Regions from separate parts of the Homo sapiens genome. Here regions 1, 2, 3 and 4 are each linked to region 5. The links are chromatin contacts, found by Hi-C or POLR2A ChIA-PET in ENCODE. All regions are on one chromosome and are shown on one strand. Each heading gives the region's core, a stretch centred on a gene start or an enhancer-like site at or near the end of the contact. The rest is flanking DNA. Distances are from core to core; before and after follow the strand shown.

Evidence for each region. Hi-C counts contacts between places; a loop is a spot of excess contacts on that map. ChIA-PET counts read pairs that join two places held with the same protein, here RNA polymerase II (POLR2A). Pooled maps may share reads with other maps.
Region 1: a loop to region 5 is called in a pooled map, with 6 times the contacts of the local background. The contact joins the promoter of MRPL52 here to the promoter of PARP2 in region 5. A Hi-C loop is called at or near these places in 5 of 50 pooled maps. POLR2A ChIA-PET finds 5 or more read pairs at or near these places in 2 of 52 experiments (GM10248 and WTC11).
Region 2: a map with no recorded cell type shows a loop between it and region 5 (14-fold over the local background). The contact joins the promoter of PPP1R3E here to the promoter of PARP2 in region 5. A Hi-C loop is called at or near these places in 2 of 37 single-sample maps with no recorded cell type and 12 of 50 pooled maps. POLR2A ChIA-PET finds 5 or more read pairs at or near these places in 1 of 52 experiments (MCF 10A).
Region 3: a loop to region 5 is called in a map of chondrocyte, with 8 times the contacts of the local background. The contact joins the promoter of C14orf119 here to the promoter of PARP2 in region 5. A Hi-C loop is called at or near these places in 1 of 168 maps with a recorded cell type or tissue (chondrocyte) and 8 of 50 pooled maps. POLR2A ChIA-PET finds 5 or more read pairs at or near these places in 1 of 52 experiments (AG04450).
Region 4: a map with no recorded cell type shows a loop between it and region 5 (12-fold over the local background). The contact joins the promoter of RBM23 here to the promoter of PARP2 in region 5. A Hi-C loop is called at or near these places in 1 of 37 single-sample maps with no recorded cell type and 11 of 50 pooled maps. POLR2A ChIA-PET finds 5 or more read pairs at or near these places in 3 of 52 experiments (WTC11, activated B cell and activated T-cell).

Annotation. Positions count from the first base shown.
Region 1 is chr14:22,828,452-22,831,151 of GRCh38, reverse strand. It overlaps MRPL52 (mitochondrial ribosomal protein L52), which reads right to left and starts at 1,265. Exons shown (of 5, transcript NM_180982.3): 1 at 1,212-1,265; 2 at 1,042-1,099; 3 at 898-965. The coding sequence starts at 1,239. RefSeq lists an enhancer at 1,282-1,361.
Region 2 is chr14:23,301,464-23,304,163 of GRCh38, reverse strand. It overlaps PPP1R3E (protein phosphatase 1 regulatory subunit 3E), which reads left to right and starts at 1,305. Exons shown (of 5, transcript NM_001276318.2): 1 at 1,305-2,004; 2 at 2,306-2,700. The coding sequence starts at 1,588. RefSeq lists silencers at 1,519-2,028, 2,109-2,168, 2,179-2,608 and an enhancer at 2,669-2,700.
Region 3 is chr14:23,094,194-23,096,893 of GRCh38, reverse strand. It overlaps C14orf119 (chromosome 14 open reading frame 119), which reads right to left and starts at 1,389. Exons shown (of 2, transcript NM_017924.4): 1 at 1,275-1,389. ACIN1 (apoptotic chromatin condensation inducer 1) reads left to right here and starts at 1,758. Exons shown (of 19, transcript NM_001386863.1): 1 at 1,758-1,919. The coding sequence starts at 1,782. RefSeq lists enhancers at 955-1,478, 1,358-1,567, 1,588-1,667, 1,479-2,002, 1,708-2,017.
Region 4 is chr14:22,917,872-22,920,571 of GRCh38, reverse strand. It overlaps RBM23 (RNA binding motif protein 23), which reads left to right and starts at 1,423. Exons shown (of 14, transcript NM_001077351.2): 1 at 1,423-1,573. It overlaps PRMT5-AS1 (PRMT5 antisense RNA 1), which reads right to left and starts at 1,116. Exons shown (of 2, transcript NR_120600.1): 1 at 1-1,116. PRMT5 (protein arginine methyltransferase 5) reads left to right here. Exons shown (of 17, transcript NM_006109.5): 17 at 1-43. RefSeq lists a silencer at 1,049-1,348 and enhancers at 1,609-1,678, 1,769-1,878, 1,949-2,118, 2,607-2,700.
Region 5 is chr14:20,342,348-20,345,047 of GRCh38, reverse strand. It overlaps PARP2 (poly(ADP-ribose) polymerase 2), which reads right to left and starts at 1,413. Exons shown (of 16, transcript NM_001042618.2): 1 at 1,361-1,413; 2 at 1-116. The coding sequence starts at 1,406. It also overlaps RPPH1. RefSeq lists enhancers at 1,331-1,500, 2,431-2,530.

The DNA of each region.
Region 1 (2,700 bases), core at 16-2,515, 2.5 Mb before region 5:
GACAGGGCAAGACCCCATCTCAAAAAAAAAAAAAAAAAAAAAAAAGCAGTCATATGTAATTCCAGAGTCTTTCCAATAGTCCATACTACTACAAGGAGATGCCAGGCTTCTTACAGTAAATAACAAGTAGAAAAAATCTTCACCATCTTCCTCAGTCACCAATTATCCAATTAAGCAGGATCATACCCCTAGAGAGCAACAATAGGGTATTAAATATTCAGATCTCTGTGTTGTCAAGGAGGACTGGCCTATGTTCTAGTCCTGGATTTGCTACTACCTAGCTGTATGATCATGTGCAATTCACTTCTGTAGGCCTCAAATTTCCTACTTGTACACTGGAGTCTCATAAGGAGAATGGGGAGTAGCTTCAACTTCTCTAAGGTTCTCCCTTCTAGGGCTAATATTTATTCTCCCTCCCTCTCTCTTTTGTAAGTAAAGGTAAAAGAATTTTCTGAAGGGAGCCTGCCATCCATAGTCTTCATCCTTCTACCCCTCTGAGACGCTTATTTCTGCAGCTTTTCAAAGAGCTCTCCCTGCATTTGGTACCAAATACTGAAAATTCACTAACCACAGAGAAAAGTGGTTCTTGGTTAAAAAAAAATGTCCCCCTTTGAAAAACGCAGAAGTCTTGTCACCCCCTTCCACCCTGGCGGCCCCAAGTCAGAATTATCTTCTGCTTATCTCCACAAGCCAAGATCCTGTTTAGCTTTACCTTCCTTAGTCGAAATGCAATCTACAAAATAAACAAGAGGGTTTCTTTCCCCAAATTCCGTTTTCCAAATAAAAAGTTAAACACTTTTACACGCCCCCACCTTGATACCCCCAGCTCCCCGTCCAGGGGCGTTCCCTCTAGGTGAAAATCTCCCCAGTGGAGTTAACTGCCAGATCAGCGCTTACCCGCATATGACCAGTCTGGGAGCTCGGTAAGGGGCCCGTAGCCGGAGGGGTTGGCAGCCAGTCCCTGCCTGTGTGGAGAAAAACAGATCTGTGAGGACCTAGCCCAGCTTCTGGTCCCCCAGGTGCCCTCATCCCAGGACTCACTGTAGTCGCCACTGGCCGCCCGCCCAAGCGGCTACGCTGCAGTGCAGCCTCCGGACACCTGCTGGGAGAACAGAGCAGAGTTGGGGGAGAGGCCGCGCAGCCGGATCAGGGGTCCTGTGCCCGTCCCCAAAGGGCCCCCGAGTCCACGGTCCCTATCTATACCCACTCACTGAAGAGAACAGTCCCTAAAGCAGCCATGCTGAGCAGGAGTAGCCGGGGTAGCCGGAAGTAGGCGTGGCCTCGGTGGCCACGCGCGACGCTATCGGGGAAGCAGGAAGTCGCCATCTTGAATCTGGGTTTTCAATCACGGCTCCGCCATCTTGGGTCATCGTACGGAAGGAGAGACAAAACTGCAGTACAGGTTTTTGAGGTGAAAACGAATTGTCGTTCAGCGCATGCATTCTCAGTGGAAGTCGTGTCCTCCCAGATTAAGCCGTTCTGAACAGTTCCCACAACCTCCCTACAGCGGTCTCTAGTTCATTGAAATTGATATTAATAGTAACTTTGATCTCAGGGGTAACATCCACGTCATTCTACAGATCCTCGCATCACTGTAACACAGTTTTCCTAGACTAAGAAAAGTAATCAAATCTAGAGTTAATCGGAAATTGGGCCAGCCTGGGCAACATGGCGAAACTCCCTCTCTACAAAAAAATGAAAAATTAGCTGGGTGTGGTGGCGCATGCCTGTGGTCCCAGCTACTTGGGAGGCTGAGGTGGGAGGATGGCTTGAGCCTGGGAGGCCGAAGGCTGCAGTAAGCAGAGATCATGCCACTGCACTCCAGTCTGGGTAACAGAGCGAGACCTTGTCTCAAAAAAAATTCTGTGTGATAAGTGCTGTATTAGGCGTAGATTTTATGGAGAACAAAACCAGACATCAATATCCTGATAGAGCTCTCGGTATAAAAGAAACAAGACAGGCCAGGTGCAGTGGCTCACACTTGTAATCCCAGCACTTTGGGAGGCTGAGGCTGGCGGATCACCTGAGGTTGGGAGTTCGAGACCAGCCTGACCAACATGGAGAAACCCTGTCTCTACTAAAAATACAAAATTAGCCAGGCATGGTGGCACATGCCTGTAATCCCAGCTACTCGGGAGGCTGAGGCAGGAGAATTGCTTGAACCCGGGAGGCAGAGGTTGTGGTGATCCAAGATTGCGCCATTGTACTCCAGTCTGGGCAAGAAGAGTGAAACTCCAACTAAAAAAAAAAAAACAGACAATCAAATGATGACATACATGAATATTGTCATTGAGTGCTGGGAAAGGAAATACATGTTGTTTGTGAGTTTATAGTGTGAACTTGATCTACAGTAGACCATCAAAGATGACTTTCCTGAGAAAGGGGTATTGTATTGGAGCTAAGATGTGACATTCCATTTTTATAAGTGCTACCACCGCACATTGCTTAATATTATCCTTGCAACAACCCTGTGAGGTAGGTACTAGAAAGTGGCAAACCCTGATTGGCGACTCCCCTCCTTTTATCACTTGCTATTCAGTACTGTCTTGGAGAAGTCATTTATCCTTCATTTTTTAATTTTAAAAATGCTTAATATGTTACATTTGTGAAAACGATCTAAAAGTGATAATGTGAGTGAAAGTGCTTTATAAATCCTGAAACTCCTACAAAAGAGCCCATTAACTGTCTGCCAGGTGTGAA
Region 2 (2,700 bases), core at 56-2,555, 3.0 Mb before region 5:
GTAAAACCCTTACAACAGTACCTAGCACATTGTAAGTGCTATATTAGATCAGTAGGAAAGTTAGAAAAAAACTAAAAACAACTTCACTTTTTTTTTTCACTAATGTTAAAAAAAAAAAATGAAAGGGGAAAAAGCCAGCTCTGCCCTTCTTGGAAGCTCCCACTGGACCTATAATTCCACAGTCCCAACTCCAAGAGAGTTGTTGGGTGCTTGTTCATTCAATAATTTGAGTGCCTACCATATACTAAAACTCACCATGAATCAGACAAAGCCCCTGCCCTCAAAGGGCTTACACTTGGATTAGAAATCAGAACTCCACCACTTTTTTACAGATAAGAACACTGAGTTCAGAGTATGGCTCTGAGTTCAGGGGTGGCTCACACCTGTAATCCCAGCACTTTGGGAGGCCGAGGCGGGCAGATCACCTGAGATCAGGAGTTCAAGACCAGCCTGGCCAAGATGGTGAAACCCCGTGTCTACTAAAAATACAAAAATTAGCCGGGCGTGGTGGTGGACGCCTGTAATCCCAGCTACTCAGGAGGCTGAGGCAGGAAAACCGCTTGAACCGGGGAGGCAGAAGTTGCAGTGAGCCGAGATCACGCCACTGCACTCCAGCCTGGGCGACAGAGCGAGACTCCATCTCACACTCACACACACACACACACACACACACACACGAGAACACTGACTCCAGAGAAGTTATGCCTTGCTTGCTCAAGGTCACTAGAAGCTAGGTCTTCCTGCAGTTCTCAGTTCGGGTGCCATATTCTCACCTTCTATTTGAAAGACTCTACCTAGCTTTCATGACCTTTCCTTCTTTGCACGCACCACCACCCCCTGCCCAAACCAGGAGCCTAGGTTTCAGAAAAGAAAACAGTGAACCCCAAAGATAAAGTCACATGCTGGGCGTTTTGAACCTTCCCCTGCAAGAAAATGAAAGGTTATTTTTTCTTCCCGGCGTTAACCTTTCCTGTGCTGTGCCGGAAAAGTTGAGGACTTTTTACATTTTATTATTATTATTATTGTAGAGATCAGGGGTCTCACTATGACGCCCAGGCTGGTCTTGAACTCCAGGCTTCAAGCGATCCTCCCACCTCGGCCTCCCAAAGTGCTGGGATTTGAGGCGTGAGCCATCGCGTCCCGTCCGTGGATGTTTTTTTTAAAAGGTTGAGTAGCTTCACTCGGGACCGCAAAGGTGGAGTCCCCGCCCCCTGGTGCAGCAGCGAAGACAAGCGGAGCCACCTGTCAGAGGGCTGTGGGCGGGGGCGCCCGGGCCGTGAGGGCCTTGGAACCGGAGGGTGAGTGCAGTTGAGCGCACGCTCAGAGCAGACCGCTAGCAGGAGGCAGGATGTGATAGTCTAAGACCCTGGAAGCTGACGGCCAGAGGGAGGGAAGGGTGGTCACAGAGGAGAGGCAAAGCAACGGGAGGTGGAGGATCCTGGAGGTGTCTGCAAGGAGAATACACAGCAGCGAGGGGCTGCAGAAGCGGACCCAGCGACTTCTGCGCTGACGCGGGGCGGGCGGGAGAGAGGAAGAGAGGGGAGCGCGGTGGCGCTGCGAGCTGGCCCCGCCGGGGAAGGGGCTGCCATGTCCCGTGAGCGGCCCCCGGGCACCGACATTCCCCGCAACCTGAGCTTCATCGCCGCGCTAACGGAGCGCGCCTACTACCGTAGCCAGCGGCCCAGCCTCGAGGAGGAGCCGGAGGAGGAGCCAGGCGAGGGCGGGACGCGGTTCGGGGCCCGATCCCGCGCTCACGCACCGAGTCGGGGCCGCCGGGCCCGATCTGCACCAGCCGGAGGCGGCGGGGCCCGGGCGCCCCGCAGCCGTAGCCCAGACACCCGCAAGAGAGTGCGTTTCGCCGACGCACTGGGGTTGGAGCTGGCTGTCGTGCGCCGCTTCCGTCCCGGTGAGCTGCCCCGGGTGCCCCGCCACGTGCAGATCCAATTGCAGAGGGACGCCCTCCGCCACTTCGCGCCCTGCCAGCCCCGCGCCCGCGGCCTCCAGGTAGGCGGCGGGGGCACCTCCCCTCCTGGGGACCTCCTCCAGTCGGCCGCAGCGGGCTTGTGGGAGTGGATTTGCCAAAGAGCACCCATCTCCATCCCATCCCTGGGCTTGCGCCTGCCCATCCCTTTTGGGGACCCCATCTGCGAGTGGCTCTAGGCCACCCTGGCAGCTGGGCCGCACTCTGCCGGCCTGGACGCCGGGGTCGGCCTCTGATTGGTCCAGTGCCTTGCTCTGACACCGCCCCCTGTCTCTCCCCTCTCTCCGCCCTGGGCTCCCTCCTCCCGCTTCTTCTTTCCCCCAGGAGGCGCGCGCCGCCCTGGAGCCGGCCAGCGAGCCCGGCTTCGCCGCCCGCTTGCTGACGCAGCGCATCTGCCTGGAACGCGCCGAGGCGGGCCCGCTGGGCGTGGCCGGGAGCGCGCGCGTGGTGGACCTGGCCTACGAGAAGCGCGTGAGCGTGCGCTGGAGCGCCGACGGCTGGCGGAGCCAACGCGAGGCGCCAGCCGCCTACGCCGGTCCGGCCCCGCCCCCGCCGCGCGCCGACCGCTTCGCCTTCCGCCTGCCCGCGCCGCCGATTGGGGGCGCCCTGCTCTTCGCCTTGCGCTACCGTGTGACAGGTCACGAGTTCTGGGACAACAACGGCGGCCGTGACTATGCTCTACGTGGGCCCGAGCACCCGGGCAGTGGCGGAGCTCCGGA
Region 3 (2,700 bases), core at 140-2,639, 2.8 Mb before region 5:
ATTTAGTATGGGCCAGACGCGGTGGTTCTTGCACTTCCAAAGTAATCTCAGCACTTTGAGAGGCCGAGGCAAGAGGATCGCTTGAGCCCAGGTGTTCGAGACCAGCCTGGGCAACATGGCAAAACCTCATCCCTACAAAAAATAAAAAAATTAGTTGAGCGTAGAGGTGCCTACCTGTAGTCCTAGCTACGTAGGAGACTGAGGTAGGAGCATCACCTGAGCCCGGGAGGTTGAGGCTGCAGTGAGCCCTGATCGCGCCACTGCACTCCAGCCTGCGTCAGAGTGGAGGGACCCAGAGTGGAGTGACAAAAAAAAAATTTTTTTTTTTTTTTAGTATGGTATCTATTGGTGCCTTGCAATTTTTTTTTTTTTTTTTTTTTTTTTTGAGACGGAGTCTTGCTCTGTCACCCAGGCTGTAGTGCAATGGCGTGATCTCAACCACTGCTTCCTGGGTTCAAGCGATTCTCCTGCCTCAGCCTCCCGAGTAGCTGGGACTATAGGCGTACGCCACCACGCCCGGCTAATTTGTTTGTATTTTTAGTAGAGACGGGGTTTCACCATATTGGCCAGACTGGTCTCCAACTCCTGACCTCAAGTGATCCGCCCGCCTCGGCCTCCCAAAGTGCTGGGATTATAGGCGTAAGCCACCGCGCCCGGCACCTTGCCACTGATTTTGCATCATGAATGCAACGGAAAGATCAGCCAATTTGACTTTAATAGTTTTCAGTCTCTTAAATCTCTAACGTATCTCTTAAATCTCTAAACTATTTGTCTGTGACCTATTTTACTGTTTGTGTTTCTTCTGCATCAAGTTGGAGGATTGGTAGTGACAAAGAAAGAAGCCCCTAAACAATTAATATTAGTTCAAGTACCAAAAAAGTTCAGGGCGCTTGCATTTTCCAGTTCTTGCCCTACAGGAAGCAGTTCCTCCAAGGGAACTTACTCTCTTCTGCGGAGCAAGGAAGAACTTTCCCAGAATCTTGCCACATGGCTTCCAAGGCAAACTCAAACTCAAGTTCAGCGTCATAGATCAGTTCATAGTCTGGGTCCGAAGACACGGCGATGCTTCTTGCGCACCCCCACGGAGCTTGTTATTCCGATTCCGCACCAGCCCCCCGCCCCTCCCCAAAAAAAGCCTAAGATGGGAGTGGCTATGATTCAGAGGACAGAGGGCAGAAGCTGTTTGCGTTAAGGAGTGGGGGGCTTGCCCTATTAAGGTAATCCGCAAACACCGAGTCTGACCCGGCCCATAGAGGTACTTCTACCCCGCTTACCTCCCCTTTTCTCTCGAAGGGCACCCGAAGATTGTCACGAGTCCTTAGACTCCAACTACTGCGGCAGCTTCCAAATTTCCTGAAAACCCTAAGCTGGGCCAGCCCGGCAGCCCACGCACTTCCGGCCTCGGACCCGCCCCAAACACCCAAGCGCCCCAGCGCCTCATCTCTAGGTCCGGAAATAAACGAACATCTCCGATTATGGTTATACCAGGGTCGAGGGTTTCCGAATATATTCGATTCAAAGCTTCGGCAAGACGAAGAAAACCGAGCCTGAAAGCAGGGCGAGAAAAGGGGCGCTGCAGGGCGGATGGAAAGAATTGATTGGTAACGATGTGGAGACGGAAACATCCGAGGACATCCGGAGGAACCCGGGGAGTTCTGAGTGGTAATCGAGGGGTAGAGTATGGCAGTGGGCGGGGTCATCTCGGTACGTTCGAAGGGCGTTGGCGGAAATTACCGAAGATGCCCGAAGCCGTCGGGACGGACCCGAGTACCTCACGCAAGATGGCGGAGCTGGAGGAGGTGACTCTGGACGGGAAGCCTCTTCAGGCGCTGCGGGTGACCGACCTGAAGGCCGCACTGGAGCAGCGAGGCCTAGCCAAGAGCGGGCAGAAGAGTGCCCTGGTCAAGCGGCTCAAAGGGGTGAGGAGTCGGCGTTGCTGGGGTGTCGGAGGAGAGCGGACCCGGTAGAGACGAGCCTCTGCCGCGGCGCAGGCGCAGTATCCGGGCTCGGCGCGAGCTCGCTCAGGCCGCCAGCGCGAGCCTCTGGATCCGCGCGCACGGTGGTTGATGAGGTTCGCGCTGGAATGGAGATCGCGCCGGTTCCCGCCTTAACGGCAGCAGCGCGAGCCCAAATGGGAGGGTGTGCACTACTCTCCAGGAGTGTCTTAAGCTCCTTCCTCCTTCCCCCACCCCCTCCTTGTTTGTATCTGTGGTTTCGGCGCATGCGCTGCAGAAGGAGTTAAATCCCACTACAACCTACGGCGTTGCTGGCCTGAGGGGGGCGAGTTGGGCTGGGTCGGAGTTAGGGGTATAGTTGCGCGAAGGGGTGGATGGGGTTGGTATCGGTATCTGCACGAATAGGACTGGGGTAGGGTAAAATGTCTGCTCGATTAGATGAGGAGGTGAGATGAAGAGAGACCTTTATTTGAAGGGACTTGATGAGAGAGAGGTCTCTAATTTAGTGGCATCTAGTGGCAATTTGGGTGGTTAAGAGTTTGGTGAATATTGGTGAGAGAGGCGAGGCAGGTTGATATATATTGGGGATTTTGAATCGGTTTGAGTAGATTAAGGTGGGATTGTCATGAGGTAGGTGTAGCTCGATTCAAGTGTATAGGTTTGGTTTAAAGAAGGGAAGATGAGGATGTCTTGGTTTTAATTAGAGTTCAACAGGATACGTGGCAGGTAGTGCAGATTAGGTCTG
Region 4 (2,700 bases), core at 174-2,673, 2.6 Mb before region 5:
TGTGTAAGAGGAAATACAAATAAAGTTATAGCCCTTTACTGCACGACCATGCTGCCCCCTGCCACTATTTTCCCACACCTCACTTAGACCCAGGCATGTTCAGATCTGTCCTCTTAGCCTATCCAAGACCCAAAGGGGCCTAGTTGTATTCCCTACTTAGGAAGCTGAGCAATGACTATTGTAGTCCTGGATATAGGCCTTTCTGACCAGCTACAGTGAGCTCTTGTCCATTAGAACCTACAGTTAGGCTTTTCTCTGGGGAGGAGGCATAGAGTTTGCCACCTTGGAAAAAGATGGAATAGTGAGTGAAGCCAGTTTCTCTTCTGTATTCTTGAGCTACTGCACGGGCAACTGGTTACCTCTCCTTTGTTACCTCTTGGGAAGACTGGAATCCATCCAGGAATCTCCAGCAAGAAGCTACCTGTTTTTTTTGAATAAAACCACAGGGTTACAGTTTGAAGTCCTAAGAGATCATCTAGTCCAATTTTCCATTTTACAGAGGGGGAGTTTGAAATGGGTACAATGATGTGATATTAGTATCCAAGTCAGAATTGGAAGTCAGGTCCTCCGACTCTGGCTCTCCCCATGTTATAACCAGCTACATTTTTGGTAGCTACAGTAGACCACAGAAGTGTCTAGGGGCTCCTGGAGGCCCCTGGAAAGTGAGGGTGGACATCAGTTCCTTCTTTCCGGTTAGAGGACTCAGTACTGCTACATCCAAGGAGTCACCTGAGAAACTTTCAAATTTACCCTTGCAGTGGGAAATGTGGGGGTACTGATTTGAACGGAAGTTATGACCTGTGGGAGCAGGCCATGACGATAGGGCAGAGTGTGGGCCAAGACAAGTCTGTGGCAAGATCTGCTTTTCCCTGGTCCCAAGCACCGAGGTCAGGAGAGGTGGTCGGGAAGGTTGTTTAGGTAGCCGGCTCAGAACGGGGATTTCGAGTTCAGCATCCCCGGACGTTAAACAAACGCCGCTGTTCTCTACAAAGCTTAACCTTAACGACCGACGTGACTCCTTCAGCAAATCCGAGTAGGGACGGCCAAGGATGTAAATTGTGCCTCCTCGTTGGCTCCGCCCATCGCACTGGTCTAGTCTACGCGAGCACCAGGAGTGGGGTTGGTGGCTTCTTCACTCCCGTTTTCAGTCCCGTTTTCCCCGCCCTCCGCAAGTCATTTAACCAATGAGAGAGTGATGGGCGGCTACCAAAGGACGCTTCCATTTTCTGGAGTCTCTGAGGTTAGCCAATCAATGGGAACTCGGTGGTTGCTAAGACGCATTTGAGTTTGCTCCACCCATACTTAGGACTTTAGCCAATGAGAACCTGTACTTTGGACGGTTGCCGCGAAACCAGTGAGGTTATTTCCAAAGCCGGGGAGTCTTGGCGCATGCGCAGATTGGGGAAGGTTCTGGAAGACGGCAGAGCTGCCGCCATTTTGCGGGAAGAGGAGGCTCTGTACCTGCAGTGCTGCTTTTCTTGCCTAGACTCTAGGAACTATCCGAGCTCCACTCCCCACAACATACTCAAAGGAACGGAGAGAACCGGGACCCCCCTGCGGGGACCCGGAACTGGTGAGAAACCCCAAAACCCGGTCCCCACCAGACGTCACCAATGCGTGACGTTGCTGCACGGCGCCTCCCCCCTGACGTCACGGGCAGAAAATGGCGTCACGAAGAGATTCAGGCGAACTTTTAACATTAAAAAAACCTTTGTTTGTTTTGACCTGGAAGTGTTAGCTACTTAAATGTAGCCCACTGCCACGATTTTAGAGTTGGGCACCCTCGTGGCTGTATCTTGCACCGATAAAGATGCGGTTTCTAGAATCCTGTGATTTTTCTTTCCGGGTCTCTGCAGCCGTGACACTTAGGGTCGCCCACACTGGAGAGGGAGCATCGACCCTCCGCGGCCTGAGAGGACACGCATCATCAGTTTCAGCCACTCGCACCACCATTCAGAGAGAGAGAAGGGAATTGAGCTTTCTTCCTCAATCTCTAGTCTGTCGAAGATTCATGTTCACTATGTTGACCTTTATGGGCTTTTCCCATTTAACTTTTTCAAGCACTCATTCCAGTAGGCGTATTATGATGCCACATATGAAGATTGAGCCCTGGGACACTGGCTCCCGCAGAGATTGTGCCAGTTGGTTGCCTATAGGACCTCTTTTTTTTTATTTTTTTAAGGCGGAGTGTCGCTTTGTCACCCAGGCTGGAGTGGAGTGGCGCGATCTCGGCTCACTGCATCCTGTCTCCCGGGTTCTAGCGATTCCCCTGCCTCAGCCTCCCGAGTAGCTGGGATTACAGGCGCCTGCCACAACGCCCGGCTAATTTTTGTATTTTTAATAGAGATGGGGTTTTGCCATGTTAGCCAGGCTGACCTCGAACTCCTGACCTCAGGTGATCCACCCGCCTCGGCCTCCCAAAGTGCTGGGATTACAGGCGTGAGCCACCGCGCCCGGCCTATAGGACCATTTTTTAAAGCTACACAACATGGGGAGGGTGGTCCTTCAAGTAGCTTTTATCGTTCTCATTGTTCCTCTTTTGTTAAGCTGCCTTCAGTTTGTAGGTGTTTGTGCCCAGCTAAGTGATCAGACCCTGGGGATGGCGCTACCATCACCCCTGGGGCTCCAGCTTTTCGTGAATTCTTCCCGAATTGGTCTGACAGTGGTTCTCTCTGCTCCTTTAGCAGTGGGGTCTATCTG
Region 5 (2,700 bases), core at 164-2,663:
TCCAGCCACAGGCATCTTTTTCGACTCCTGTCTCTGGCATCTACGAGTTTTCTTGGCAGGGGAAGAGTCTTCTGGAGCCGTGTTGCCATTATTAACTCTTTTGCTTTCATTTAATGCTACAGAATTTGGAAATTAGCAAAGAATGAGTACACACCCGAATACGTGTAGATTTTAAAGATTGAAAAAAATCTTTTAAAGAAATGGTTTAAGATAATTTTCTCTCTTTTTTTGTTTTGAGGTGGAGTCTCACTCTCTCGCCCAGGCTGGACTGCAGTGGTGCGATCTTGGCTCACTGCAACCTCCGCCTCCTGGGTTCAAGTGATTCTCGTGCCTCAGCCTCCTGAGTAGCTGGGATTACAGGCGTGCACCACCATGCCCAGTTAATTTTTGTATTTTTAGTAGAGACAGGGTTTCACCATGTTGGCCAGGCTGGTCTCGAACTCGTGACCTCAAGTGATCTGCCCTCCTCGGCCTCCCAAGGGATTACAGGCGTGAGCCACCTCACCCCGCCGGTTTAAGATAATTTTCTAAGTTTACAGAGGCAATAACAACTGTCCCACACTACTTTTGTGTAACAGTCTGTGTAATTCTTCCTAAATTGCTATTCTAGCCAAATGAAATAAAACAAAATAAAAGGGAGTCCCAGGAGTCTTGTAAGCTCATAGATTGAGGCCTGCTTATCTGTTTTACTTGTGTCCCAATGTCCCCCAAATACCCACCTCATACATGAGGCCGTATGGGATAAAGGTTAGTTAAGTGCTCAAGGGTCTGTGCCTAATTTAGAGCCTAGCTCTGCTGCTTTTCTCTGTGGAAACTTGGAGAAGTATTTGATCTCTTCCTACTTCACTTACTCCAATATTAGAATATTGTACAATACTGTACTTCTAGAGAAGTACAATAGAACCTAATTTATAGGGTGCACCTATGCATTTAAGAACATTATACACATAATACCGTATCTCAATAGGTCTAAGACTCGCATTTTACTCTCTGGAACTGGGATGCATCTTACAATGGATGACATAAGCAGTGAATCACAGTTCACCATTTTCAGTGCTTATCCTTTGTTGTGTATAAAATAATGGTGTGCCTTACAATTACTTTTTGTAAATTGGATGACATTAGGTATTAACAACAGTACTGGCACATTAGTTGTTACAGCTCCGCAAGGCTTTATGCACAATTATGTAATCCCCAAAGCTCTGAAAACCGAAATTTACAAAATTTAGCACCCCAACTGGTTTGGTAGCCAAGTGCAGGTTATAGGGAGCTGGAAGGGGAAGGGGGTCACAGTAGGTGGCATCGTTCCTTTCTGACTGCCCGCCCCCCGCATGCCGTCCCGCGATATTGAGCTCCGAACCTCTCGCCCTGCCGCCGCCGGTGCTCCGTCGCCGCCGCGCCGCCATGGAATTCGAACGCTGACGTCATCAACCCGCTCCAAGGAATCGCGGGCCCAGTGTCACTAGGCGGGAACACCCAGCGCGCGTGCGCCCTGGCAGGAAGATGGCTGTGAGGGACAGGGGAGTGGCGCCCTGCAATATTTGCATGTCGCTATGTGTTCTGGGAAATCACCATAAACGTGAAATGTCTTTGGATTTGGGAATCTTATAAGTTCTGTATGAGACCACTTTTTCCCATAGGGCGGAGGGAAGCTCATCAGTGGGGCCACGAGCTGAGTGCGTCCTGTCACTCCACTCCCATGTCCCTTGGGAAGGTCTGAGACTAGGGCCAGAGGCGGCCCTAACAGGGCTCTCCCTGAGCTTCGGGGAGGTGAGTTCCCAGAGAACGGGGCTCCGCGCGAGGTCAGACTGGGCAGGAGATGCCGTGGACCCCGCCCTTCGGGGAGGGGCCCGGCGGATGCCTCCTTTGCCGGAGCTTGGAACAGACTCACGGCCAGCGAAGTGAGTTCAATGGCTGAGGTGAGGTACCCCGCAGGGGACCTCATAACCCAATTCAGACTACTCTCCTCCGCCCATTTTTGGAAAAAAAAAAAAAAAAAAAAAACAAAACGAAACCGGGCCGGGCGCGGTGGTTCACGCCTATAATCCCAGCACTTTGGGAGGCCGAGGCGGGCGGATCACAAGGTCAGGAGGTCGAGACCATCCAGGCTAACACGGTGAAACCCCCCCCCATCTCTACTAAAAAAAAAAAATACAAAAAATTAGCCATTAGCCGGGCGTGGTGGCGGGCGCCTATAATCCCAGCTACTTGGGAGGCTGAAGCAGAATGGCGTGAACCCGGGAGGCGGAGCTTGCAGTGAGCCGAGATCGCGCCACTGCATTCCAGCCTGGGCGACAGAGCGAGTCTCAAAAAAAAAAAAACCGAGTGGAATGTGAAAAGCTCCGTGAAACTGCAGAAACCCTTTGGGAACAGAGGGAACCATGGGGCAGGAAGCCCACGAAAATTCTAATTGGTCTTCTGGTTCTTGGTGACATCAGGTGAGGGGCGCCCAAATGTTTGGCTTCATGAGAATCACCGAGTATGGGGACTGCATACTTAAGCAAATTCCCCACCCCAGACCCTCCGATTCAATAAGCCTGTATTAACAAAATCACTGGGTAATCCTGGTTTTGGCACTAATATCATTTAGAAACATATTGTTAGGATAGCATAGTATCTGTTATAGAGCAACCTGAGCAAAATAGCGAAACCTCGTCTCTATTACAAAAAAAAAAAAAAAAAAAGTGAAAAATTAGCCAG